Regions from separate parts of the Homo sapiens genome. Here region 1 is linked to region 2. A link is a loop called in an ENCODE intact Hi-C map of the cell type or tissue named here. Cell type or tissue: PC-9. All regions are shown on one strand. Each heading gives the region's core, and the rest is flanking DNA. Links, peaks and the distances in the headings are about the cores only.

Region 1 (12,465 bases), core at 1,434-9,433, 350 kb before region 2:
ACCTGAAAACATTCTTGAAAAAGACACACATCCCTCCTTTGGCCTGTGGACTAATCAGAGCACATGAGCAATCTCAGAGAACCTGCCATGTGTCAAGTGAGGAAGGAGAAGTGTTAGGGGAGGCATTGTTTACGGATGGATTTGGCCAGTAATCAACAATCAGGAAGAGCTATTATTGTGTTCATTCCCTGGGGCCTATGTGGCCACACAGAACCAAGTAGGCAACTTAGCCTCCTCATTCAGAGGCTTGCCCTAGAGCCTGAGCTAAGAAAAAAGACCACGGGGAATGCACTGCAGCCCACAGGCAAACTGCCTTCTGCATCTTATACATACTCTAGCCCAGGATTTCTTCAGCACAGACGACCTGCATGAAGTTGTGCTTAAAATGTAATGTCTTGGCCAGACGTGGTGGCTCACGCCTGTAATCCCAGCATTTTGGGAGGCTGAGACAGGCGGACCATGAGGTCAGGAGATCAAGACCATCCTGGCTAACAAGGTGAAACCCCGTCTTTATGGCCAGGCGCAGTGGATCACGCCTGTAATCCCAGCACTTTGGGAGGCCGAGGCGGGCGGATCATGAGGTCAGGAGATCGAGACCATCCTGGCTAACACGGTGAAACCCCGTCTCTACTAAAAATACAAAAAATTAGCCGGGCGTGGTGGCGGGCACCTGTAGTCCCAGCTACTTGGGAGGCTGAGGCAGCAGAATGGCGTGAACCCGGGAGGCGGACTTTGCAGTGAACCGAGATTGCGCCACTGCACTCCAGCCTGGGTGACAGAGCAAGACTCCATCTCAAAAAAAAAAAAAAAGAAAAAAAAACCCGTCTTTACTAAAAATACAAAAAGTTAGCTGGGCGTGGTGGCACGCCCCTGTAGTCCCTGCTACTCAGGAGGCTGAGGCAGGAGAATCGCTTGAACCCTTGGAGTGGAAGTTGCAGTGAGCTGAGGTGGCACCACTGCACTCCAGTGTGGGCGACAGAGCGAGACTACATCTCAAAAAAAAAAAAAAAAAAAAAAGGCCTGGGCCCCACCCCAGACCTCCAGAATCAGAATCTCTGGGAGCCTGGTGTGGAATTTGCATATTTAGAAACACACCAAGCAAGTCTGATAAGCACTAAAATTCAAGAACTCCTGGGTTGAAGCAGCTGTAGTTAAGTATACATACCCCTGAGGGTACTTGAAGATTTTCCAAGGCATATGTAGGCATAGATAGTTTTAAAGTAATCAATTTCCAGATCATTCACTTTCGTATGTACTCAGATTCCCAAAATCCATCTGCCTGAAGAAGTGGCAACCTGCAGAATCTTCTTTCCCACCTCCCCTTTCATGATTGCCAGTCTCTACCTTCAAAAAAAAACCATACTTCTTGCCCATCCCAAAAGTTAGTATGGAGCATGGCCACAGGGTGTGAAAACCTCCAGAGATATAAATAGGACAATCCAACATATTGGTGTTGGTGCTGAGAAAATTAGTGATACTCTGATAATGGGGTAGCATATCTTTTTGCCAGTCAAGTGGTTTCTAATTTATTGCTTTCAGTAACATTGAAGGAGGACATAATTGCCAGCTAATCATTAAAAATAACTTTGATCATAGAATACTTTTTTATATGTAACTTGGAAAGGGTTCAAAGAAATGGGTGGCATTGCTATAAAAAAATTCCATTCTCGTCTATTTAAATTTGTGAATGAGGTTCCTCAATGCTTATATCTATAAAAGAAAAGAAAAATAGGAACAAAGTTGATGTTGAACCCTGTCTCCCAGCAGTAAGAGTAATCCACAGAAACATGAACTAAAAATGGCCCCATACATTTTAGAGCTGTGTTTCCAATAAAAATGTACTTCTCATGCTTAATAATTATTGATTAAAATTGTTGTGGCCAGGTGCAGTGGCTCATGCCTGTAATCCCAGCACTTTGGGAGGCCGAGGCAGGCGGATCACTTGAGGTCAGCAGTTCGAGACCAGTCTGGCCAACATGGCGAAACCCTGTCTCTACTAAGAATACAAAAATTAGTCAAGCGTGGTGATATGTGCCTGTAATCCCAGCTCCTCGGGAGGCTAAAGCAGGAGAATCGCTTGAATCTGCGAGGCAGAGGTTGCGGTGAACTGAGATCCCACCCCTGCACTCCAGCCTGGGCAACAGAGCGAGACTCCGTCTCCAAAAAAAAAAAAAAAGAAAAGTTACGTTTATGTTGATTGTCTAGTAATATAAATTGTAAATAAATAATTTGTGAAGCTATTTTAATTCAGAAGAAAAGTGTTAACATTTTAGAGCATTGTGTTGACAGAAAATTAAAAATTATTTCAAGTTTAATGTGTATCTGATTATTTGCTGCAAGGAAGTACGACAGGATGACCTATATAAATACTTTCAGAATACAAAAGATATCATTAGGATAAAAATATGTGGAGGAAGAGGAATGGATTTATAAGTTCAAACAGAAAAGGGAATGATGTATAGCCTTCAACTGTTAAGGAGCTTGTCTTTATGTTTTTTAGAGGAATGATGTTGTCAAATTGATATGGTATGAGCCCTATGGTATGATAAACGTATCTTAATAAAGTTGTTATTTTTAAAAAGAAAACTGCTAGGGCAGTAAGATTCCAAAAGTAATGTAAGATTTCTTCTAAAATATTTACAAAATGCCAAAATTGCATTCTCTCCAGTATTTTAACTTATGATGTAAAAGTTTAAATGTCAATTTTAAAACATGTCAGGAATTATGTATAACAAATGTTGAAGACCACTGGGGTAGAACATGAAGGATGAGGAAGACTGGCATAAGGTAAGCTGGGTCTGGGTCCTTTTGAGCTTTCACGCATTGTTCTCTCTCTCTCTTTTTATTTTTTTTGAGAAGGAGTCTCGTTCTGTCACCTAGGCTGAAGTGCAGTGGCACAATCTCGGCTCACTGCAACCTCCGCCTCCCGGGTTCAAGCGATTCTCCTGCCTCAGCTTCCCGAGTAGCTGGGATTACAGACTCCTGCCACCACACCCGGCTAATTTTTGTATTTTTAGTAGAGACAGGGTTTCACCACGTTGGCCAGGCTGGTCTCGAACTCCTGATCTCAGGTGATCTGCCCGCCTCGGCCTCCCAAAGTGCAGGGATTATTACAGGCGTGAGCCACCGCGCTCAGCCTTCATGCATTGTTCTGAGAGCAATGGGCTGCTCTCAATGTGAAGAGTGGGGTGGGCAGAGGGTGTCAAGAACGGGTAAAACCAGAGGCTGAGCAAGCAGCTAGGAAAATGTGGCAGTAATCCAGGCAAGAAATGATAGTGGCTTGGACCAGAGTGGTAGCAGTAGGAGGACAATTCCTTCCCAGGATTAGTTTGAGGATAAAGTCTTGAGCATGAAAAGGATTGAGTGGGGCACAACTGGAAACTACTAGTGCTGTTATTAAATACAAACCTCATAAAGCAATACGACAGCTTATATTGCTAAACCAAATTGCAAATCAACAAGAAAAGATAGCCATCGGATATGCTAACAACAATGCAGTACATCATTTGGAAGGTCATCATTATTCATTAAAAAGGTACCAAAATCCTCCCAGCTCCATCAGCAGGTAAAAAGACATTTCAGGTCTTTTATTTAAACTGGTGTACACTACTTAGGATAGTTACTTCTGAATTTACACCTAGAGGGTCTGTGTATTGTAGACCTTAAGCTGGGGCTCCCCAGCTGCTGGGCCATGGACTGGTAATGTCCGTGGCCCATTAGGAACCGGACTGCACAGCAGGAGGTGAGCAGCAGGCTGGTGAGCATTTTACCGCCTGAGTGCCACCTCCTGTCAGATCAACAGTGGCATTAGGTTCTCATAGGGGCATGAACCCTATTGTGAACTGCGCATTATGAGAGGGACCTAGGTTGCAAGCTCCTTGTGAGAATCTAATGCTTGATGATCTGAGGTGGAACAGTTTCATCCCAAAATCATTTCCCACCCCACCCCACCCTACCATCCGTGGAAAAATTGTCTTCCATGAAACTGGTGCCTGGTGCCAAAAAGGTTGGGGACCACTGCATTAAGCAATTATCTCTTATAACCTTGTCCCACGTTCAGAACTGCATAAAAATTCATTTGAAGTCACAGAACCATCACTTGGATCGAGTCCATCCCCCTCAACTTCCATTTCTTTGGATGACAGTTTTTTGTTGATCACTTTTTCTTTCAACAATTTTGAAAATAATTGGGAATGGAGTGATGTGTATGGTATTTTGAAATAACTACTAAATGTCCATCCCCATTCCTGAAAGTGAAGTTCTGAAATATATATATATATAATATATATGTAAATATGTTTATATATAAAATATATATAAGGTGACAAAATATTACAAAAATTAAGTCAATTATGAATTAAAATGGGCTTTTTAATAGAAAAGTTTTTAAAAATTTCTTTAAAATGATGCTGCACATCAGGGAGTAGAGTGTGTTCTGGCTCTTCCATTAGCTTTATGACTTTGGGCAAATAGCTTCCCTCTCCCTGTGCCTCAGTTTCCCCATCTGCAAAATAAGGGATTGGACACAAAGATATTTCAATCCCTCCAGCTCTAACTGTGGTGATCTCACCACCTAATTTACCTATAGCTGTTTCTTTTTCCCTCTAGGCTTGCCGTTTGTAGGCCATTGTATAATTTCATTTCACCTCCACTAGAGGGTGGCCAGGGAAAGGAGATGAGGCTCAAACCAGCTATTTGTATTCTTTGCCGGCAAAAAACCAAAAAATAATGTTGGCAGAAGAAATCGATATTACATGGACAAGAATGAAACTGGGATTTCAGTTGGTTTCGTTTGTCTTAGCTGTTATGCTCCTATGTTATACAAAGGAATCATGAGAGAGGTGTTTTACATAATTTTCTTTTAAATTAATATAAGGAAATCAAGCACAGTTGACCATCCGTATCCTTGGATTCTGCATCCATGGATTAAACCAACCTCAGATCAAAAATATTCTAAAATAAAATGAAATAAAAAATGACAATACAACAATAAAAAGTAATACAAATGTTTAACAATAGAGTATATCTACACAGCATTTACATTGTATTAGGTATTATAAGTAAGCTAGTGATGATTTAAAGTATACAGGAAGGCTGGAAACGGTGGCTCACGCCTGTAATCCCAGCACTTTGGGAGGCCGAGGTGGGCAGATCACTTGAAGCCAGGACTTCGAGACCAGCCTGGCCAACTTGTTGAAACACTGTCTCTACTAAAAATACAAAAATTAGTCGGGCTCGGTGGTACGCGCCTGTGATCCCAGCTACTCAGAAGGCTGAGGGAGGAGAATCACTTGAACCCGGAAGGTGGAGGTTGCAGTGAGCTGAGATCATTCCACTGCACTCCAGCTTGGGTGATAGAATGAGACTGTGTATATACACACATACATATATACAGGAAGATGTACGTAGGTTATACAAATACTACACCATTTTATATACGAGACATGAGCATCCATGAATTTTGGTGCCCATGAGGGTCCTGGAAACAATCCCCTTTGGATACCGAGGGACAACTGTATATACTTGCCTCCTCCAGACTGTATGTCCCCAGCTAATAAATACAATCTCTACTAAATCAATCTTCAAGCACACCCCCTTCCCATTCTTTGTACTGGAATTTCCAGTCAAGAATTGTGATCAGGAACCTTCCCTGATTCCAATTTGCTTGCCACAGAAAATTCTAGCTCTCTGGCCAACTTTCTGACCAATTTTGTTTCCCATTACTTCCCAGAAAATATCCTCTACCGGAAAGACACAGCTTTTCATTAAGATCCCACAAACGTAGCCTTGGTGTTTTCAGGGCTGACCTACTGTGTTGCGATAACGCTGCAAGCTGGAGTCAAAAGATTTTAGTGTACCAGAGCTTGTTAGAGAATGGCTGATTCCAGGGCTGGGCAAGGTAAGCACAAGGTGAGCCTGGAGCATATTTTTATGCCAGAAATTAAGGAAGTGCTCAAAATAAATGATGGTGGTATGTCACAAGGACAGGTACCACCTTGAAGGGACCATGGGCCAAATCTGGGAAAATTGAGATTCAAAATAATTAAATACAGTAATGAATTAGGACATGTTAAAAAATTAGTAAAGATATAAGTTCATACCAATAATAGATAAATAAATCGCTAAATAAAATGAAGAAGGGAGAGAACTTTACAGTAGAATTCAATTGTGAATGTGGAAGAAGTACTAGAGGTGGAAAATCAGTATTTTGCAACCATCATAGTAAATATTGGTTCAGACAAGAGTCATCAATGGATTTAGATGAGGAGTAGGCTATTTGCATGGTCTTAAAGTATTACCCCACTGGCCAGGCGTGGTGGCTCACGCCTGTAATCCCAGCACTTTGGGAGGCCGAGGCAGGTGGATCAACTGAGGTCAGGAGTTCAAGGCCAGCCTGGTCAACATGGTGAAACCCTGTCTCTACTAAAAAATACAAAAATTAGCCAGGCGTGGTGGCAGGTGCCTGTAGTCCCAGCTACTCAGGAGGCTGAGGCAGGAGAATCACTTGAACCGGGTAGGCGGGGGTTGCAGTGAGCCGAGATCACGCCATTGCACTCCAGCCTGGGCAACACGAGCGAAACTCTGTCTCAAAAAAAAAAAAAAAGTATTACCTCACTGACTGCTTGTTAATTACATAGCAAAAAGAATAACTATACAGTAAAGAAATTGGACATCACCTTGACCAAGTGATCAAAACTAATATCACCAGTGGGACAGATGGATAACATGTGCCTCTGGTTTGACACCCTGAGAAAGACCCAGCAACACTTGCGTAGTATTCCAGCTGAGAATGCATCACCTGAATATAATCATGAGAAAACACCAAAGAAACTCCAAATAAGAAACACAATTTTTTAAAAAAGGACTATATTCTCTCTCTCTCTCTTTTTTTTTTTTCGAGATGAAGTCTCACTCTGTCACCTAGGCTGAAGTGCAATGGTGCCATCTTGCAACCTGTGCCTCCTGGGTTCAAGTGATTCTCCTGCCTCAGCCTCCTGAGTAGCTGGGATTACAGGCACCCGCCACCACGCCCGGCTAATTTTTGTATTTTTGGTAGAGATGGGGCTTTGTCATGTTGACCAGGCTGATCTCGAACTCCTGACCTCAGGTGATCTGCCCACCTCGGCCTCCCAAAGTGCTGGGATTACAGGCGTGAGCCACTGTGCCTGGCCTACATTCTTAAAAAACAGTGATGTTATAAAAGACAAAACTGTCCTGGTGGAGTGACTTATGCCTGTAATTCTAGCACTTTGGGAGGCTGAAGCAAGAGGATCACTTGAGGCCAGGAGTTCAGGAGCAGGCTGGACAACATGGCGGGGTCCCTACTCTACAAAAATAATAATAACAAAATTAAAAATAAAAATAAGTTTTAAAAAAGACAAAGGCCGGGCATGATGGCTCATAGCTGTACTCCCAGCACTTTGGAAGGCCAAGGTGGGAGGATTACTTGAGCCCAGGAGTTTGAGACCACCCTGGGCAACACAGCGAGACTTCTACAAATAACATAAAAATTAGCCAGGCATGATGGTGCGAACCTGTGGTCCCAGCTACTCACAATGTTGAGGCAGGAGGATCAGTTGAGCCTGGGAGGTCGAAGCTGCAGTGAGCCATGATTGCACCGCTGCACTCCAGCCTGGGCAATAGAGCAAGACCCCATTTCAAAAAAAGAAAAAGACAAAGACTGTAGAAATGTGTCCAGATTAAAGGAGATTAAAGCAACATGACAAATAATGCATACCAGATCCTAGATTGAATCTTGGAGGGGGGAGATGATGCTATAAAGGACATTATTGGATCAGTTGACAAAATGGAAATATGGACAGTAGATAAGAAAAAATTATATCCATATTAAATTGAAGTTAACTGTACTGTGGTCATGTAAACATAATATTCCTAGTCTTCAAAATATACCGGCAGGAGGATCGCCTGAGTTCAGGAGGTCGAAGCTGCAGTGAGCCATGTTCGCACCACTGCATGCCAGCCTGGACGACTGAAGTCTTTAGGGGTCATAAATCATGAAACTTACTCTCAAATAGATGGATACACAGAGAGAGAGCATGCCTAAATGAGCCATAATGGTAATAATAGCCGAATCTGAGCAAAGAGAGTATATGGGGTTCTTCGTACTGTTGTTTGTTTGTTTGTTTTGTTTGTTTGTTTTTTGAGACGGAGTCTCCCTCTGTTGCCCAGGCTGGAGTGCAGTGGTGCGAACTTGCCTTACTGCAACCTCCGCCTCCCGGGTTCAAGCGATTCTCCTGCCTCAGCCTCCCGAGTAGCTGGGATTACAGGCGCCCTCCACCACGCCCAGCTAATCTTGTGTATTTTTACTAGAGAAGGGGTTTCGCCATGTTGGGCAGGCTGGTCTTGGACTCCTGCCCTCAGGTGATCCACCCGCCTCGGCCTCCCAAAGTGCTGGGATTACAGAGGTGAGCCACCGCGTCCGGCCCTCTTCTTTTCTTCTCTTCAATTTTATTTTTTGAGACCCGATCTCACTCTGGCCCAGGCTGAAGTGCAGTGGTGCCATCTCAGCTCACTGCAGCCTCGGCCTCCCAAGTGATGCTCCCACCTCAGCTTCCTGAGTAGCTGGGACTAAAGGCGCACACCACCACACCTGGCTAATTTTTTGTTTTTTTGTAGAGACAAGATTTCACCATGTTGCCCAGGCTGATCTCAAACTTCTGGGCTCAAGCAATCCACCTGCCTTGGCCTCCCAAAGTGCTGGGATTACAGGCATGAGCCACTGTGCCTGGCCAGGCTGGCTTCTTAGGCTCAGGTTCAGGTCTGCTCCATGTATCTCTCATTTCAGGACCCAGGCCAAAAAGGAAGTAGTTACCTGTGGCATGCTTGTCTTTTAGCGGATAGCAGGAATACAAGACGCCTCTTAAAGCCTCTGCTCAGAACTGATACACTATCACTTTGGCCCATTGGTCAAAATAGGACACCTGGCCAAGCCCCAAATTCCCGGAATGGGGAAATATACTCCACCAACTCTACTGGGTGGGATGTACTACAAAGTTGCATAACAGAGGGTGCAGATGGATAATTCTCTAGGGAGAAGGAAGAAATGAGAATAATAATCCAATATTCTAGACACTCTTGTCCATACACCAGAGTAGAGTTGAGGTGGCTGTGAAGTCCTGTTTATGTTATTCTGATTATAATTATTCGTGCATTTGTGACTAACTTATTTAAGACCTATCTCTTGTACTGGATATGAGCTCCTTGAGGGCTGGGATAGTGTCAGGTTTGGCTCATCATTGAATCCGCCACATCTAGGACGGTGCCTAGTATGTAGTAGGCACTCAATAAATGTTGTTGAAATCATGGATGAATAAATGGATCCCTGTTTCTGTTAGAGTGTTACCTGATTCATCTCTCTTTCGAGAATCTCAGAGCATTTCACAGTTTTGTCAAAAATGTACTGCAGTCAGGAGAATCGTTTGAACCTGGGAGGCAGAGGTTGTAGTGAACTGAGATCGTGCCACTGCACTCCAGCCTAAAAAAAAAAAAAAAAACAAGGAAAAGGAAATGTCCTGCAATCACCTTGGAGAACAGAGGTCACGCTAGAGTTTGGAACAAAATATTACAAAACGACAAAAGCTGGTTTAAGAGCTTCGGGAAGAGGAACCTACACATGTGACTCTAAAATCGTAGACTGTATCTGGAAAGCCTTGATAAGAAAGATCTCCCTGATGACACTTGATTTCTGGCATCATCAAATAAAGTTGAATAGAAATACATCATCCAGTCTTGCACAAAAACTCCAGGACACAAACCAAGTAGGCAAAGGAGAAAAACGGATTACATGAGCTTTGAGAGGAAAAAAGAAATTATTACTGCCCATTTACTTAGTCATGTTGAATAAATCTTGAGTTGTTAAATAAAACGGATCTTATTCTCAGTTAACCCACCTGGGGCTCCCTGAGCAGTTGGAAAGAGATATTCTATGAAGAACCCAATCGTTCAGATACTGGGAGGAATCAAACACCTACCTAACAAAGAAGCAAAGGGATGCCCTTCTGCACTTCCCACATCTTTCCACTGAAGTATCCCAAAGCACAAATGTATGAATGTGGTAAGCACACAATTTTGTTGAACTCACAGGTAATATTCCAAAAATCCATGCAAAGTTTGCTTCCTGCTCCATAACATATCCAAATGCATTTTAATATAAAAATACCATTTAAAATTGCTCATTGTCGTCCAGGCAAGGTGGCTCATGCCTATAACCCTAGCACTTTGGGAGGCCAAGATGGGTGTATCACTTAAGGTCACGAGTTTGAGACCAGCCTGGCCAGCATAGTGAAACCCCATCTCTACTAAAAATACAAAAATTAGCTGGGTGTGGTGGCACGCGCCTGTAATCCCAGCTACTCATGAGGCTGAGGTGGGAGAATCACTTAAACCCAGGAGGTGAAGTTTGCAGTGAGCCGAGATCACACCACTGCACTCCAGCCTGGGGAACAGAGCGAGACTCTGTCTCAAAAAATAATAATAATAATAATAATAATAACAAAATTACTCATTGTCTAGTAAAATGGAAACCCAGGAAGATGCACCTTGTTGTTTTACATACGACCCCCCTTTCCCAGCCTGTTCTCTTCCCCAGGCTTACGTATCTCTGTTTGAGAAACAGACCTTTTATCATTGGCTGAAGCTGTTAACCATATTATAATATTTAAATCAGCCTGGCTAGATGTTGCCGCCTTATACGGGAAAGATTTCCAAAGGTGATGTCAGAAGGGAATCGAGGGGCTCTTTTGCAAGTGAAAACCAAAATGGAATCAATGAGAATGAGATTGCCCCAAGGAGATTTCAGTATTTCTCTAAAAACCCTTTTGCTATTCTGCCCCTGTGGCCTAACTTGGGTGATCACTCTAAAACTTTATGCTTCTGGAATCCCCACCCCTACAGAAATCACCCAGCCTGTTTGCACAATAGAAACATTGGCCAGTGGAGTATAGGTCATCCAATAGGATTAGAGAAGAGGCTTCTTTTTCTGACTACAAGAGTAATTTTTATTCATTGTATAACAAATTGAAAAGTATAAAAAGGCAGGAAAAAAAATAAGCTGATGCCCCAAATCGCCTTTTGGCATATTTTCTTCCAGCTTTTTTTTCTGCTCTTTTTTTTTTTTAGCATAATAGCGATTGTACCACATATATAATTTTTTTTTTGGTGGGGACAAGTTCTCACTCTGTCACCCAGGTTGGAGGGCAGTGGCATCATCAGGGCTCACTGCAGCCTCGACCTCCTGGGCTCAAGCAATCCTCTTACCTCAGTCTCCTGAGTAGCTGGGACCACAGGCACTTGTGACCACACCCAGCTTATTTTTGTATTTTTAGTGGAGACTGGGTTTCGCCACGTTGCCCAGGCTGGTCTTGAACTCTTGGCCTCAAGCAATCCTCCCACCTCGGCCTCTGAAAGTGCTGGGGTTACAGGTGTAAGCCACGGCGCCTGGCTGACACAAATAAATTTTTATCTTGGTATTGCCACTTTTAATATTATAGCATTTCCCATATCCTTAAATACTTCTCTAATGATTCTGTTTAAAGACTATTCAGTGTCCTGATATCTAGCTGTACCATAATTTACTCAGCCATTCTCTTAATGTTAGAGGTTTAAGTTGTTTCCAGTTTTTCAGTTTTCTATTAAATCAATAACACCGGCCAGGTGAGGTGGCTCATGCCTGTAATCCCAGCACTTTGGGAGGCCAAGGTGGGCGGATCACCTGAGGTCAGCAGTTCAAAACCAGCCTGGCCAACATGACGAAACCCCGTCTCTACTAAAAACACAAAAAATAGCTGGGCATGGTGACATATGACTATAATCCCAGCTACTCAGGAGGCTGAGGCAGGAGACTTGCTTGAACCCGGGAGGCGGAGGTTGCAGTGAGCCGAGATTGTGCAACTGCACTCCAGCCTGGGTGACAGGGTGAGACTCTGTCTCAAAAATAAATAAATAAATAAATAAATAACACTTGGGCCGGGTGCAGTGGCTCACACCTATAATCCTATTACTTTGGGAGGCCGAGGTGGGTGAATCACTTGAGGTCAGGAGTTCAAGACCAGCCTGGCCAACATGGTGAAATCCTGTCTCTACTAAAAATACAAAAATTAGCTGGGTGTGGTGGCATGTGCCTGTAATCTCAGCTACTTGGGAGGCTGGAGCAGGAGAATCATTTGAACCCGGGAGACGGAGGCTGCACTGAGCCGACATTGTGCCACTGCACTCCAGCCTGGGTGACAGAGCAAGACTCCATCTCAGAAAATAAATAACACCTGGATGAACATCTTTGTGTACAAAATTTTGCCTGCACTATAGAGTGCACACTTAGGTAAATGTCTAAGAATGAGGACTCAAAGCATTTGCACTTTTTTTTAGAGACAGGGTCTTGCTCTGTCACCCAGACTGGAATGCAGTAGTATGATCTCCACTCATTACAACCTCTGCCTCCCAGGCTCA
Region 2 (12,244 bases), core at 1-8,000:
TCATGATGTTTCCAAAGGGAGACAAAGATAGCTCTAATCAAAGGGTGAGTTTGTTTTACAGCCTTGAACATTCAAGCTCCACCCCACTATCCCCCACCAACATGCATATACAAGACACCTTCCCCCTAAGGAGGCTACTACTTTCTTTTAGCATCCTCTCTCCAGCTGCTACACTTCAAACCCTTTCGTTCAGTGGTTGGCAATAGCTTGTCCACTCTGGCAAGAGTCCATGTTCCAAGCCTTTCTTAACTTCCTCTTTTCAGACTTGTCCTGCCTCATTTCCTGTTCCTTGTGGCCTCTGCCTCATAAGATGTTTGATCAATTCATCTTTGCTAATGTAGCCAAGGAGGGCTAAGAAGTTTGTGGGTTACCATTTCTGGATAAAATTCATATTACAAGGAGCCTCCCCAAACCATGCTACCACTTTTATGGTGGATTAAAAAAATATTATGGGAAAGTTCAAACATATATAGAAGTAAGGAGACTGTTACAGTGAATGGTCATATACCCATCAACTAGCTTCAACAATTATCAAAATGGTCAATCTTATTTCATTTATACTGCCACCCATTTCCTACTTCCTACATGACGAATTATTTTTAAGCAAGTCCCAGACATCACATCATTTCATCTGTAAATACTTTAGTATATATCTCTACAAACTAAGGACCCTTTTTGTTTTAAAAAACTGCAATACCATTATCACACTTTAAAACTAAACAATAATTGCTTAATATTCTCAATTATCTAGTCAGTGTTTACATTTCCCCAATTGTCTCATAAGTCTTTTTTTCCTACAATTTGCTTGAATCAGGATCCAATAAGGCTCACGGTGATTTTTTAAATAATGATGCTTTGTAATATACAGGGGTGAGAATTTGGGAACAAATGATTGTTTGGCCTTTAAAATCGTACTACATTGGCATTTAGGAATGAATACAGCCCTGCTGCCACAAAGTAGCTCTTTTTCCCTTCCAGATTGCTTTGACTAAAAATTTGTTTAGCATCCCATTGGATTCTGGAAATTCTTCTTGTTTTCTCTTTTCCTTCCTTCCTTCCTTCCTTCCTTCCTTCCTTCCTTCCTTCCTTCCTTCCTTCCTTCCTTCCTTCCTCTCTCTCTTTTTTTTCTTTTTTCTTTCTTTCTTTCTTTCTTTTTTTTTTTTTGACAGAGTTTTGCTCTTGTTGCCCAGGCTGGAGTGCAATGGTGCGATCTCGGCTCGCTGCAACCTCTGCCTCCTGGGTTCAAGTGATTCTCCTGCCTCAACCTCTCAAGTAGCTGGGATTACAGGCGCCCGCCACCACGCCTGGCTAATTTTTGTATTTTTAGTAGAGACGGGGTTTCACCGCGTTAGCCAGGCTGGTCTCGAACTCCTGACCTCAAGTGATCCACTTGCATCAGCCTCCCAAAGTGCTGGGATTACAGGCGTCAGCCACAGTGCCCAACAAATTCTGGAAATTCTTTATAAGCGTAGTCAGACATCTGTGAAGGAAGTGAAAACTGAAGTTTGGCCTTGAAGCTTAGAAGTTCTCACACAACCAAGACATAGTCTTCCTTAAAACAGAAAAAAAACACAGCCATGCATACACACACACACACACACACACACACACACACACACACACAAATGCCAACTTCTAATATGTCTACGGAATGTTTTTGCAAATGGTAGTACAGAGCATATCTGTGTTGTGTAATTTTTTCCCACATGATAAGGACCAATATAAACAAATTGGAAATGTGATACTAAAAGAGAGTACTTCAGCATGGATTAATTAAGACCAATATGGGGCAATCCTTTTCTGATATTTTACAATGCACTGAAAATTTTAAAGCAAGGTGGAAAAATAGGCTTATGGGTCTGAATGTTAGGTTGAGAAAAATTATCTGTGGTCAAGTGTGTGCTTTGTAAATCTGCTGAGTTTACACTTGATCATGCAGTTTTCTATAAGTTGCTGGCTTGAATACCACTGGGAAATATACAGACCATGTGACTATGAAACCAACCCAATTGTCCCACAGAGCTGATGTTTCTGATCTCTTTGAATAAACATAGAAATTGATCCTTCCAGTCTTAAAACTTGAGAAAGTTACATTTGTCTTATCTGAATTCCTTTCTCAGGAAACAAACCATCAGGCCTCCCAGAAAGTATCCGGGATCTGAAAATCACCAAATCACCACATCCGGACAGTGAGAAGCCAGATCCCTCACCCTTCTTGATTGGCTGACAAACCAACTGCTTCCTGTTGACCAACTCCTCTTCCTTATCCCTCCCTAATTCCTGTTTTCCCACACATGGTTTCACTTCTTCCCTGCTATACAAACACCTAATTTTAGTTGGTCAGGGAGATGGAATTGAGACTGATCTCTTGTCTCCTTGGCTGCTGCACCTGATTAAAGCCTTCTTCCTTGGCAATACTCATTGTCTCAGTGTTTGCCTTTCTGTGCAGTGAGAAAACAGGACCTAGATGGAACTCCTGCTGTTTTGGTAACATTACTACAGACCTCTCAGAATGGCTAAAATAAAAATAATGACAACACCTCAATAATAGTAAGGATGCAAAGAAATCATATCACTCATATATTTCTTGTGGGTACATAAAATGGTACAGCTACTCTGAGAAAGAGTGGCAGTTTGTTTAAAAACGAAACATGCAACTATCACATGGTCCAGCAATTGTACTGTTGGGCCTCTATCCCAGAAAAATAAAAACATATGTTCACACAACAAACTTTACATAAATGTTTATAATGGTTTTATTCATAATTTACAAAAACTAGAAAAACTCAGATATCCTTCAATGGGTGGGTGAATGGTTGAACAATTTTTGGTACAGTCACATCATGGAATACTACTTAGCAATAAAAGTGAATGAATATCACCTCACGCTCATTAGAATGGCCACTATAAAAAAAAACCCATAAAATAGAAAGTGTTGGTGTGGATGTGGGGAAATGAGAATCCTTGTGTGCTATTTGTGGGATTGTGAAATGGTGCAACAGCCATGGAAAACAGAATGGTAGTTCTTCAAAAAGTTAGAAATAGATCTACCTAGGCTGGGTGCGGTGGCTTACGCCTGTAGTCCCAGCACGTTGGGAGGCCGAGGTGGGCAGATCAACTGAGGTTGGGAGTTCCAGACCAGCCTGACCAACATGGAGAAACCCCGTCTCTACTAAAAATACAAAAATTAGCCGGGCGTAGTGGTGGGCACCTGTAATCCCAGCTACTCGGGAGGCTGAGGCAGGAGAATTGCTTGAACCTGGGAGGCAGAGGTTGCGGTGAGCTGAGATCGTGCCATTGCACTCCAGCCTGGGCAACAAGAGTGAAACTCCGTCTCAAAAAAAAAAAAGAAAAAAAGAAAAAAAAAAGAAAAAAGAAAAAGAAATAGATCTACCATATGACTCAGCAATCCCACTTCTGGGTATTTATGCAAAAGCATTAAAAGCAGGGTCTTGGGATATTTGCACACCCATATTCATAGCAGCAGTATTGAAACATGGAGTCTGGGAGCAGCATTCCTATGATCAGTGTCTATGCTATTCCACTTTGTGCTTTTATTAATTCATTCAAGAAGGCTTTTGACGAATATAGATCGTGTACGAGATGCTGTAGTAGATTCAAAGAATAGAGCATGCTTTCTTTTCTTTTTTAAAAAATTGAGATGGTGTCTCACTATTTTGCCCAGGCTAGTCTCAAACTCCTGGGCTCAGGTGATCCTCTTGCCTGCCAAGTAGCTGGGACTACAGGTGCAGTGCATACTTTCTGTCCTATTATTGCTGATAGTCCAGTGCAGGAATGGCAAATTTGTTTCATTTTGTGGATCAGTTCTTCTGGAATACTGTTTCCCGAAGGATTTTGAGATTGGGTTTGGGCTCAGTGGGAAGATGGCTAAGATCTATCAGTGATGTCTCTTGTTGGGTACTGGTGGGGGGGTGTTGATGTACTTGTGCCACATGGTTGCCACCTTGGCTAAGGGCTAGAGTGACATATTTATGTATATAAATAATGGATTATCAACAAGACAGAATATTAGCAATTAGAGTTATGAAAGGAGGTCCAAGTAAAGTGCTGTATACAGGCAGTGGAAAAAATGATGGGGGTGTCGGGGCTGGGAGGATACCCAGAAAAGTTTTTTGAGGGCAGTGCTAGTTGGTCTGCACATTAAAGCAAGAGTAGAATCTGAAGAGATTAACAAAAGGGGGCATCCCTGTCCTCAGAAGGAGTTTGAGTAGAGTGGAAGGATGGATTGTGAGAGAAAGATGACAGAGATAAGCAGATGACCTAGGGATTAGGCAAGAGGTGGAGAGGATCCGCTCCATGCCTGGCAAACAGGAGAGGAGGACACAGATCTGAAGTAGTTTAGAGGTTGACTCACCAGGACTCCATGAATGGGAGGGAGATGCTCAAAATGTTATAGAGAAGCACAGGCTTGGGTGGGGAATGGGGAGTAGATGAGAAATACGAATTTCATTTTGGACATGTTCACTGTAGTATGCTAGAGGAACCATTAGGTTATGATTTCCTACAGGGTTGGGGACACTCACGGATGGCAATGAGAGGAGGGCAGCTTCAAGAGTCAGGGTTATGGGAGCCAGCTGCCAGGGAAAGACCAATGAGGTCATTCCCAAAATAAGACACATTGCAAGCCCTCTCAGCACAGTGTGAGGACAACCCAAATCTAAGCTAGCTCTGGGGGCAGTCATGGCATGGTAGGTTAGATGTCAAAGCAGAGACTTCATCACGAACTTGGCAGCCCAAGAGTAACACACTGCTGCCATCTGGGGGCTGCATGTAGAAATTGTAATGGCAGCTTTGTGAAAGCCACTTAATGAGAGAGGACATTATTTTGGAACCAGCAAGACCCTTCCTCTCAAAAGCCTTTTATAGTTCTTCCTTAAATTCTTTTCTGCCTAGTTCTACTTCTCTGTCCCCAATGAAGGAAACCATGGGTGCACATGTTCTGTAGCATATTTCCAGAAGGACTGAACCCCTGAAAGCAGAATACTTTCAGTCAGCTACAGCATCCTAGCACTGGATTGAGATACTCCATGCTGCTGCTGCTACTGTGCTCTAGCAACTGACCAAAGTTCTTGCCTGAACCACCCTCTGCCGGATCTCCCAAATCCCCTCATTTTGACTTCATCACTGCCTGGTTCTGACCTTTGATACTAGAATACTGAATTTTTGCCTCCAGGGGCACAATTTACTCTTCTATGTTTTCTTTTGCTAGCATCTTTTTCCTAAGTGGAACTGGATTTTCATTTACTCATTTTTCATTCAACAAACATTTATTGAGTGGCCACAGTGTGTCAGGTACTAGGATACATTTGGGAGCAAAAATAGATGGGTCCCCTCAGAAACCTGTATTACAGTCTAACTGTAAAGACAAAACAATCATTTTAAATGTGATAATTGCTATGAAGGAAAGGTCAATGATGCAGTGAGATGTAGTGAGGTGAGATGAAGAAAAGGTCGATGAGGCTGTGAGAACAGGTAACAGGGGATTCTGACCTAGTCTTGCAGGGTAGCAAAAACTTTTCTGAGGATGTGACATTTAAGCTGAAATTTTAAGGATTGGTAGGAATTAGCCAGAAATTAACTGTTCTGAAAACTATGAAACCTATAAGACTGGGAAAGAAGGGGCCATCCTCCTTGTTCCTCTGTCTTCTACAGTGGTAATACAGCAGGGAGATTCAATTGCTTTACATAGGACAGTCTCTAGGAAGATCTTTCATTCTGAATTAGCATGTCAACTACAGTGAAAACATGTCTAAAAAATAACAATTACAACAACTAGAAAATCAGGAAATGTAGAAATAAAGAACCCCCCCTAAAACTCCTCCAAATTAGACTGCCCTAATGAAAATAGGAATAGGTATAAACAGACAAAGAAATACTAATGTTCTTGAAGTCTTGAAATACTATCTTTTGGTTTATTTCTTTTCATTTTTATTTTTCATTTAAATAATTGAACCGATTTTTTATTTTTTGAGACAGGGTCTTGCTCTGTTGCTCAGGCTGTGGTGCAGTAATGTGATCACACCTCACTGCAGCCTTCAATTCCTGGGCTCAAGCAATCCTCACACCTCAACCTCCTGAGGAGCTGGGACTACAGGTGTACACCACCACACCAACTAATTTTTTTTTTTGTATTTTTAGTAGATACAGGATTTTGCCATGTTGTCCAGACTGGTCTTGAACTCCTGGGGTCAAGTGATCTGCCTGCCTCAGCCTCCAAAATTGCTAGGATTACAGGCGTGAGCTGCTGTGCCCAGCCGAACTGCTTTTTAAAAATCTCCATATACACTTATTTGAACAACTTGATCATAATTTCTGAAATCTTTTAACACATCAGACCTGAACCAAATCAAGATACCAAAACCCACCTGAGCTTCAGATGCCTCATTGGTAAAATAGGGATTATAGTATAGTAATAGCTACATCTTACGGCTTTTGGAGACTTAATGAGTTGACACTTACAAAGCACACCATTGCCCTGCTCATTGTAAGTGCATAATACATGTTAATATTATTATTCCAGGGCTGACCTGTTTGTAGAAGGTGTCAGGGGAAAATATTTCCAGGTTGATGGAACGTTGAGGTTGCTTCAACCCCATGCCATGGTTGGTTACTTCAGCTACGCAAGGACCAGCCCCGACATGAGAAATGATAAGTGAAAAAAAGAGAATCAAGCCCAGTACATAGCATATAATTCACCTGGCCTGCAGAAGTACACACAAAAGCTTATTCTGTAGTTCATATTCATAAGAGATATCCCCTCCCTCGTTCCTAACAGGTAATCGTCTAGTCTCTGCCTAAATCCCTGCAGCAACAGGGAGTGCCCTATTTATGGAGAAAGGCCATTTTATTTATTGATAGTTCTAATTTTCTGGATCTATCTTCAAATTCCAGAGTAAAAAGTCATTTTTATCATGTATCTTCCCATTAATCTTCCTTATGCCCTGGAGAACCAAACAGAACAAAAAAAGTCCTCACTCAAAATTGGCAAAATTGAGTAAGGACATAGATTACAATATTGCATCAACTATCAAGTGTCCTAATTTTGGTAATGGTCTTCTATAAGAATGGCTGTGTCCCTGGGAAATATGCATTGAAGCATTAGGGAGTAAAATGGCATGATGCATGTGACCTGCCTGCAAATAGTTCCTAAAAAAAAAGAACATTAATATGTAAGTAATGAGAGAGAGTGATAAAAACAAATTGCCAAAATATTTAAAATTGGTGGGATCTGCATAGATGGTGTATGGGAATTATTTGTTCTACTTTTACAACTCTTCTGTAATTTTTAAATTATTTCTAAATAAAAAGTTAATAAAAATCCTGGGCTGGGCATGGTGGCTCACGCCTGTAATCCCAGTACTTTGGGAGGCTGGGGTGGGTGGATCACTTGAGGCCAGGAGTTTGAGACCAGCCTGGCCAACATAGCTAAACCCCATCTCTACTAAAAATACAAAAATTAGCTCGGTCTGGTGGTGCACACCCATAGTCCCAGCTACTCGGGAGGCTGAGGCAGGAGAATCGCTTGAACCCTGTAGGTGGAGGTTGCAGTGAGCCAAGGTGGCACCACTGCACTCCAGCCTGGGCGACTGAGCGAGACTCTTTCTCACCAAAAAAAAAAAAAAAGATAGTAAAAATCCTCTCTCTTCCATAGCAAAGCTCTTCAAAGGTTTGAGAGCAATTACCACATTTATTCTGTTCTACATTTCCATCTCACTTATTTGCTTACTCTTCACTCATTCATTTATTCTTTGATAAATATTGATTGAGCACTTGCTTTGTACTATGCCCAGAGCTGGGCACTGTGGAAGTGGTGGAGAAGAAAGTCAATTCTACCTGGCTCTCATGGAATTCAGGGGCACTTGGTGGAGTCCAAAGGTAATCAAATTATTCTACAAGTAATTGTATTATTTCTAACTCTGATAGGGCTATGACATAAGAATCAGGGAGGGTGGGATGGTATGAGAGAGCCTGCCAGAACGTTCTGAACCTGCTAAGTGGACCCAGCATTTAAGGTTGTAGGGGTGCAAAGGGCAGTGTGCCAAAGAGATTAGCATTCCTTTATGAAAAATCTCTTGGCTGAGGGGAAGGATTTGTGAGCCCAGGTGAGCAGCTTTGGACAAGCTGTTCCATTTGTCAAGTTGTTCCATCTGCTTCCTTAAGTGTCACAAAGTATTGAAGAGAGATTGCCTGGGCTTGAATGACAGCTGCTGTTTCCTAGCCATGTAGTTGTGAAAGAGGATAGCAGAGCCTTGGTGCCTTCACGCAGATTGAGACCCTTGTCCCCCATCAATCATAGCTATGTCTGATGGCATGGCTATGGCAGTTGGGTCCCTTGCCACACAATTTCAAGCCTGGGCCTGAGTTGAGCCCAGATGAGTCCTGGGAACAGAAACTCCAACAGGAATCATGTCAGTTTCTGTAACAGGATTTGCCTTGCAACCTAGATGAGAAAACTGAGCTTTAGAGTCATCAGCATGTATTTTTTTTCCCAAGAAAAATAGCCATTAAATGTGGGGGTGGATTTGAAGATCAAGCTGAGAATGTGCATGTGAAGCTTAGCACTTAGAACATAATATGCCTCCAACAAATGGCAGCTATCATTCTTTTCATCACTGATACCAAGGTGGGCTGAGTGAAGAAAAATGAGGTGGCTGAGGATGCTGGATATTTAATACCTCCAGGGCACTGTCAAGGGACAGGGGACAGGGCTCCAAATGGAAGGATGCAAGAACTTGCTTTTTTTTCTTTTTTTTTTTGAGATGGGGTCTTGCTCTGTCGCCGAGGCTGGAATGCAGTGATATGATCTCGGCTCACTGCAGCCTCCACTTCCTGGGCTCAAATGATCCTCCCACCTCAGCCTCTCGAGTAGCTGGGACCACAGGTCCACATCACCATGCCTGGCTAATTTTTTATTATTTGTAGAAATGGGATCTCCATATGTTTCCCAGGCTGGTCTTGATCTCCTGGACTCAAACAATCCTGGCACCTTGGCCTCCCAAAGTGTTGGGATTACAGGCATGAGCCACCGCACCCAGCCGAGAACTTACTTTCACCCATCTCATAGTTTTGCTTGTGATGATCACCTAGTATTCTAAACAGTCAGTACTCGAACTCTAGTGCAATATTATTCATTCAATGAATGTTTATTGAGTACTTGCTATATGACAGACACTGTCCAGGTGCTGGGGCTACACAAGGAAACAAAACAAGTGAACACTTAGCTTCATATTTCTATATACCATGAGAGTTTTCACAGTGCTTTCATGTCCATGATTTCATCTGTTCCTCATGACAATACAATGAGATAGGTCCTATTATTATTTTCATTTTATGGGTGGGGGAACTGATATATCCAGAGATTAATTAATTAACTCAAGAGCGATAGAACCCAGGCCCCAGGTTGTAGTTTAATGCTCCCTTCACCACACACACATTCGGAACGGCCACCATCCTGATCTACCTCTTGCCAGTCTCCCTCTTGCCAGTGGGCCCCCAGGGCTTTCCAGCCTGACTTCTGCCTCTGGACCCCACCCTCCTCCCCCACTTGCTCTAGATCTTGTCTCTGCCACAGCAGTCCAGCTGATCAGTCAGCAAGGATTTCTGAAGCACCCAGCACCATGATTTTACCATGATTTCCCAAAGGGCTACTTGGGTCTCAGTCATTTCAGTCAATCCAGACCAGCAGGCTGGCCTACATTTTCTGAGGTGTTGCAGCTATGCAGAATTGGTTGGACTTTTTGCTGGGCCCCTCTATGGTGGTGCTTTGGGAGGGCACTCTCCTGTGTTCAGATAACTGGGGCAGAATTAGAGGAATTAACAAAATAACAGTTTTGGATGCCAGGTTCCCCATTAGGAGTTTGACTCTGCACTCCCTCAGATTTGGTGGCGTGTGCTCTCCTGCTGGTAATACACTTCCTGTGACCTGGAAATCCTACTGCTATATTCCTTAGGTTTGGCCAGACTTTAAAACCCGCCAGATCATTGCAACTTAAGCAACTTCTAAGAACATCTCTTTACCAGGTGTTATTTAGAGAACGCAAGAGATTTACGTCTGCTCTGAAATGTTACATTGGCACTATATAAACTTTCCCAGTACACAAAGCTCTCAGGCTTTTGGACATGTTTTCTCCTATTAAGTCATATAAATAGCTTAATAAAACAGTATTTGGTTAAACATCATTTGAATTTCCCACTGAATGATGGTTATATTCAACTCCAAGAAAACGTGGAAAGTGCAAAGGCTTTGGAATTAGACGGATCTGTTTTCAAAACATTACGCCACCTCTTAAAGCTGTGTGACTCCAGGCTTCTTACTTAACCTCTCCGAGTGTCAGTTTCAATTACACATACCATGCCTGTAATCCCAGCACTTTGGGAGGCCAAGCGGGGTGGATCATTTGAGGTCAGGAGTTTAAGACCAGCCTGGCCAACATGGTGAAACCCCAACTCTACTAAAAATACAAAAATTAGCCAGGCGGTAGTGGTGCACGCCTGTTATCCCAGGTAGTCGGGAGACTGAGGCAGGATAATTAGTTGAGCCTGGCAGACGGAGGTTGTAGTGAGCTGAGATCACGCCACTGCACTCCTGTCTGGGCAACAGAGTGAGACCTTGTCTCAAAAAAAATGCAATTGTATTATTTTCATGTATGGTATCTAGAATAAATGGAAAATAGGACAATAACAGACATACAACAGGGACTCAGAATTAATGTATCTCATAACGAGCTTTAGAAAGAAATAATAACAGATGCCAATTATAAAGCACTTACATGTCAAAAAACATACTCAGCTGGGTGTGGTGGTAGGCACCTATAGTCCCAGCTACTCGGGAAGCTGAGGTGGGAGGATTGCTTGAAGCCAGGAGTTGGAGGCCACAGTGAGCTATGATGAGTACAGTGAATGGCCACTGCACTTCAGCCTGGGCAACAGTGAGTTCCCTTATCTAAAAAAAATATTCACAAGGTATTACAAGGATAATCTTCTTTAATATGCACAGTAACATTTTAGCTAGATGATATTATAATCTCCACTTACAGATATGGAAACTGAGGCCCAGAAGGATTGTGAAACTAAAACTTAAGTGGTAGATGCAGAACCTATTTGGTTTTGCTGTAGAGCCTGCATGCTTTACCACTATTTCCCTATCTTTAGTGCTTTGCACAGGAACCAAAGAAGCACGTCTTTTAGGAAAGTCAAATCTTTTTACTCTATCCAACACTCTCTCCACTCCTATTCCCTCTTTTAATCTTACGGACACTTAATTTAGGAACCCTTTTCTTGAAATATCTGGAATCAATAGCCTGGCTCAGTCCAATATTTTAACAATTCAGTGTAGTCCACATACACTCAGGTGAATGAGTTTAATGTTAACAGTTTATTGAAAATAGAACAGATATACAGAAATGTGCATAAAACATGTATGTAGATTTTTAACAAATCGTTAGAAAAGAAATACCCATGTAACCACCAAGAAAGATCAGAAATCAAACACTAGGATGCCACAGAAGCCCTCTGTGGTTCTCTTTTTAATCAAAGCTCTTCTCTCACCCCCAGGCGGAACCACTAGCCTGACTTTTATAGGAATAGTTCCATGCTTTCTTTTAGTTTTTGATCATCTCTGTATGCAAGTCTAAGCAATATAGTTTAGGCTCACCTTTGTTTGAACTTTATATAAATGGATCCACACCGTAAATATTCTTTTTCTAAAAAAATCTTTATTGTGATATAGTGTACATCTTTAAAATTCATCCTTTGAAAGTGTACAATTCAATGGTTTTTAAATATATTCAGTTACATGACCATCATCACAATCAATTTTAGAACATTATCATCACCACAGAAAGAAACCCTGTACCTATTAGCAGTCACTCCCTTTTCCTTCCTACCCCCAACCCCTGGCAACCTCTAATCTACTTTCTATCTATGTGGATTTGTCTCTTCTGAATATTTCATATAAACAGAATCATACAATATGTGGCCTTTTGTGTGGCCATCTTTCACTTAGCATAGTGTTTCCAGGGTTCACCCATGATGTAGCATGTAAAAGCACTTCTTTCCTTTTATCCATTCATTAATTGATGGACATTTGAGTGGTTTCCCCTTTTCGGTTATTAATAATGACACTATGCACATTAGTATACAAGTTTTTGTGGCCGGGCACAGTGGCTCACGCCTGTAATCCCAGCACTTTGGGAGGCCAAGGCGGGCAGATCACGAGGTCAGG

The links. A loop is a pair of places that touch in the nucleus more often than their neighbours do. Peaks named below come from ENCODE experiments on the same cell type or tissue, not always from the same donor. Only the 100,000 strongest peaks of a DNase experiment are listed, where the experiment ranks them.
Region 1: a loop joins it to region 2, with 7 times the contacts of the local background. A loop is called at or near these places in 18 of 110 quality-filtered maps.

What each region holds. Positions count from the first base shown.
Region 1 is chrX:118,455,041-118,467,505 of GRCh38, forward strand. No RefSeq gene overlaps it. Among named protein-coding and RNA genes, the nearest start is that of DOCK11, 35 kb to the right of the region's middle. In PC-9, for the core only: CTCF peaks have their summits at 4,657 (motif pointing right) and 4,856; a DNase peak (open chromatin) is centred at 4,651.
Region 2 is chrX:118,802,812-118,815,055 of GRCh38, forward strand. It overlaps a transcript of IL13RA1 not described here. Among named protein-coding and RNA genes, the nearest start is that of ZCCHC12, 15 kb to the right of the region's middle. In PC-9, for the core only: CTCF peaks have their summits at 4,771 (motif pointing left) and 4,972; DNase peaks (open chromatin) are centred at 1,500 and 4,770.